Linked DNA regions of Mus musculus: region 2 is linked to region 1. The links are chromatin loops, found by intact Hi-C in ENCODE. Cell type or tissue: heart. All regions are shown on one strand.

Region 1 (2,500 bases):
CACTTTATTATATAACATGTGCCTGCTTGTCTTTTATTGTTAGCTTGACGGGGCTTTTTTCATCTCTTTATTATATAAGAAATACTAAACTGCTCAATCAAAACAAGCAAGAAGCAAAGAGGCATTTGATGAGGATTTCAAATCTTATTTCATTCAAACTACTAGTGAAAAGCAACACCCATGCATAGGGGACCACAATTACGTAAAAGCCATGAGAGTGTGACAATACATGCCATCACGTGGTCACAGAGCAGCATCTTCAACAACTGGCCATGAGCTTAGCCACCACAGTGGGTAAAATAGAAATGTTGACAACACAGGGTCTGTTCGGTACAGCCATAGTAGGAATAGCCTTTAGGACCTTTGTCCTAACAAGTGAGGCACACAGGTAATACGAGCATAAACAACATGCTGGAGAGCCTTCAGGCACACAGTAGGTCAGTGTGAGCGAGCGCACAGGAGTTGTAACCAGCATGCTGCAGACCACAGGAGAGTCAGCGATAACTCTCTTCTTCTTTTTCTTGTCAAGAGTCTCTGGAATTAGTAACGAGCGCCTGGCAGGCGTACTGGAAGGACACTGGCTGCTTGCAAGCCTGTGTGTTGCTTTCCTAGAGGCGCCCTATGACCAGTGTGGTGGTTTCAATGAGAAATTTCCTCCATAGCCAGGCAGCCGAACACTCGGGGTCCACTGGTGGCAATGCTTGTCAGGGTTTGAGAAGATACTGCTCTGCTGAAGGGAACAGATCACTAAGGGCAGGCCTCAACAGTTCCTATCGATCATCAACCCATGTTCAGCTCTCTTCTGCTTCATGCCTGTGGTTAAGGGTGGGCCCTCTCGGCTTTGTGTTCCAGATCCCCCTGTTCCAGGCCTCCCCCGCCATTATGAACTCTCCCTCTGGAAAGGACCAAATAAACCCTTCCTCCTGTACAGTGCCTGAGCCACAGCAACAAAACAGGAACTAACACGACCAAGTAAGGAGAACATGCTGAGAACTGTTCGCTGTGTCCCCCTTAAAAAGCTCCTCTAAGATAATCTCAGAACGTGTTTCATCAAAATCTCTATTTTTACAGATGGAGAAACAAAGCCAAAGTCAAAAGACTCATCAAAGTCACAAACAGTCTAGGAACAGAACCCAGCTCTGATAAAGCAAACCTCTTGGCAGTGCATGAGGCTGTAGATACTCTGCGCTCCCTCCCCGTCTCCTCTTCTGTGACCCAGACAGGCCGTGTACAGCACAAACCAGTTTCTGAAACCCTACAGCTCCACCTGCTGAACATTTCTTCCAGGAGTTATTAGCACAAACTTTCACACAGCACCTGTGCTACAGTTAAACCAGAACTTCAAACTTACTGTGAGTAACTAAAACTTAGGCAAACAGTACTATGCCAACTCTGCTTTTTAATATAAACTACCCCGTTTATAGGAAGGAAGGAGTTATTTCCTTATCACCAAGATACAACATCTGACATCAATTAATCCTCAACTACTTGGAAGTGAAGAATTAAACAGAGAATTACCTTTGAAGGCTTCAAGCTCCTTCCTATAAGAAAAGAGAAAAGCAAATTTAAAATAATTCCTCCCCACTGAAAATTGCTCTTGCACAGTTTATGTGCTTAAAATACCCAGAATAGCTTTAGATGTTCATGTATTGACTATGCATCACTGAAAATATCAACACAATTAGACTAAAGTAATGGTTTTCATTTCTGCTCTTATCTCCTAATGGCTCAAAAACTCTACTAAAATTTAAGTTACAAAAACAAATGTAAGAATACAGAGAACATTTTCATGCTATATATGGTCCATCTCATACAGAAAAAAATTTAGAAAAGCACTTATTATAATCTTGATAAATATTGAACAATAGATTTTTAAGGTCTTCAACTAAAATTTACCAGAATAGCAGTAGTTATTTCTCCACTCAGTAGCAAAGAGGAAAAGTGAGAAAACGATATGAAAGGCTGACATTCACAGATCACCCTGCCCCTGAAGAGCCACATATCTCTAGGCCTCTTCTGGTTTGCTGAATGTCAATGTCAATTAAGGATGCTAACATGCACCCTTACATTCCTCAGGCAATACACAGTGAAGAAACAGAGAATGCTCCATAAAACCAACCCTCTGTGATAGACAAAGAGGTCACAGCAGGTTACATTCCAGTTTCCTCTTATAATTTTGTATGTTATGGCTTTCCCTGTATCAGTATTAATGAGAACATTTGAGGAGGTAAGTTTCTTTAGTAAAGACTAGCGCTCCTGGAATACAAGACTATCTGTCATTTACACTTTACGTCTTACTAAAACTGTAGGCTCGTTTAGAACTCAGGTCAGCACAGCAAGCTGACTACGATGCTGCTCACTGGCCCTTGAGGACAACCTAGCACCAGAAGCACACCAGGGTTGTGCCCTGCTGATAGGGGAAGCCTGTACAGAGGGCTGCCTGGCTCACACCGCTATCAAACGCAACAAAGTATCTGTGCAACAAGGTACACAAAGAAGC
Region 2 (2,500 bases), 190 kb before region 1:
TGTAAATACATTAAAAGTTAAATTTTACCACTAACTATTCATGGCTTACCATTATCTCTGACTTACCTATTTCCCTTACATTACAGTTGTGGAAACAAGGCTAAGGAAAGGTGTTTGTCGCCCTGTGGTAGTTTCTTAATGTGTCTGTACGAGGATTCCATTGGCTTGGAAACATTACAGTGTTTTGGTCACCTCATACCTTGGGTTTTTTTTTTTTTCTTTCTTTTTTTTTTTTTTTTAAAGTTTTATAAAACTTCTGCCAAGTGCTTAAGATTGTCTTTTAAAATTTCTGTTTCTTTCATGTGTTTGAGTGTTTTGCCTGTATGAATGAAAGTCTGTGCATCACAGGCCTGGTGCCCTAAGAGGCCAAAAAAGAGGGTGTTAGATACCCCAGAAATGGAGGTACAGATGGTTGTGAGCCACTATGTGGCTCTTGCTTCACCCTGCTCGCTCTGCGCCCCCCAACCCCCCCTCCCGCTCCAGCCCAAAGGTTTCTTATTTCTTATTATAGGTGGTTGTGAGCCATGTGTGGTTGCTGGGATTTGAACTCAGGACGTCTGGAAGAGCAGTTAGTGCTCTTAACCATTGAGCCATCTCACCAGCGAGTACTTTTAACCACTGAGGAGCTTTTCAGTCCCACAATTTTGCAATCTTTACTCTCAAACTTTGCCGAATATCTGAAGATGGTTTTGAACACCTGTCTCTACTTCCATGAGCTGGAATTAGAACATGGGCTGTTATGTTCATAATGTTTGTGTTTAAACCAGGTGCAGAGAAGCAGGTGGGTCCCACCTAGAAAGTTTGATGCTACTTTGATTTATATTGGCCAGAAAGGAACCCATAATGAGACTGTCCCTGCCCCCAAATCCTAGAGAAACAAAACCCCAAACTTTTATCAGGGTACATTTCCTGAAGGGTGTTTTTTTTTTAGAACTTGGGTAAATTAGTCAGGGCCTGGGCTTTGAGTCCTTAAAGATGTGGTTTTTACTTTGATAATATGCTCAAAAAATAAATTATTGTTCCAAGCACCACACACACCTATGCGCATATTCTCATTGATATAACATGCATCTCTTTCTCTCTCTCTCTCTCTCTCTCTCTCTCTCTCTCTCTCTCTCTCTCTCTCTCTCTCTCTAACATAATCTGATTTGTGGGCAGGGATGGCTTGGAGTTGACAGAGAGAGATCTACCTGCCTCTGCTGATGTACCTCTGGCTTGTGCTTGCTGAGGCCAGAAGAGGGCATCAGATGCTCAGGAACTAGACACACTTACTGACAGCTGGGAATCTGCTCTTTGGGTGGCTGGGAGTAGAAGAGTAGGAGAGGCAAGTAAGTATTCTTAACCACAGAGGTAAGGTGCTAGATGATCCCTGGCACTCGGGTTTGGGTGGACCTAGGGAGAGGTTTCCACTCTGCCTTTCCCCAAAACTGATTGCATTCTGAGATCTCAGCATTGAGACCCTTAAAAAGCTCCACCTGCAGTTAGTTAGAAACTTGTTGTCCTGTGGGAGTCAGGGAGAATCCTCCACCCTAAAATATTGAAATTTTTATTAAAATATATAAATATTTAAAATTTTGAAATAGTGGTCTCTGGGAACTGGCATTAGGTTACAAGTTGCTAGTATTGGATTGCATGAACCTTTCTAGTAGTGTCTTATGTGATAGAATAAAAAATGGGTTTTCTGGGTTACTTGTCTGACTTTGGTTAATAGACCAGAAGAACACAGAATGTTTGCTTGGTGCCTGCTAGGAGTTTGGACCACCCCAGGACTTGGGACAGTAGGGAAACTGGCGCTTGGGGTGACAGGTGAAGAGAAGAAAACCTTACCCAAAAGGAAGTATCACTCTTGTTTGTGCTCCCCTCCAGATGTGTGTGTTTGTGTGTTGGGGGGGTGGTATTATATTTGTGCAAGCCAGAGATCAACATTGGTCGAGTGTCTCTAGCCATCAGTTTTATTTTTAGAGATTATGATCTCATTGAGCTTAGATAGAGCTCATTGGTTAACAAGATTGGCTTGCTAGCCAGTTGGAGTACTTTGCCCCAATTTCTCCCCAGCATCTTAGTTACAGCACCCTAGACTGTCCAATCTGTGTGGGCACTGGGGGTCTGAACTCAGATCCTCACACTTTCAAAGCAAGAACTTTTTACTGACTGAGCTCTTTCAGTTCTGAACATAGAGCTGTTGGTGGGAAATTTACCTGCACAGCTTCTTCATTAGACACTGATACTTGTTAATTTAAAATCCGCTGTAATAATTGGAAGCAGCTGTTGTTTCCCTGCTGACTAGGTGGGTGCTGGAGTCATGCTTTTGAATTAGCTGGACTTGGACTGTTCGTATTTTAATTAAAGTCCCATTTTATCACTTTCTACCGCAGTTTTTGCCTCTCCAGTGACCTGGATTCTACAGTAATAGATTTGAATTATATGAATATCTCAGTAGAAAGGTATATAATCTTAAGTTCAAGGACTTGCAGTTGATGTTCTTATTAAATAGTGAATA

The links. Peaks named below come from ENCODE experiments on the same cell type or tissue, not always from the same donor. Only the 100,000 strongest peaks of a DNase experiment are listed, where the experiment ranks them.
Region 2: a loop joins it to region 1, with 2.3 times the contacts of the local background. A loop is called at or near these places in 3 of 42 quality-filtered maps.

Annotation. Positions count from the first base shown.
Region 1 is chr13:44,951,654-44,954,153 of GRCm38, forward strand. It overlaps Dtnbp1 (dystrobrevin binding protein 1), which reads right to left. Exons shown (of 10, transcript NM_025772.4): 7 at 1,519-1,541. Among named protein-coding and RNA genes, the nearest start is that of Dtnbp1, 49 kb to the right of the region's middle. In heart, a CTCF peak has its summit at 1,280 (motif pointing left); a DNase peak (open chromatin) is centred at 1,198; H3K27ac peaks cover 813 bases.
Region 2 is chr13:44,757,691-44,760,190 of GRCm38, forward strand. The region is part of intron 1 of Jarid2 (jumonji, AT rich interactive domain 2); the gene reads left to right. Among named protein-coding and RNA genes, the nearest start is that of Jarid2, 28 kb to the left of the region's middle. In heart, a CTCF peak has its summit at 1,238 (motif pointing right); no DNase peak of the experiment used is centred here.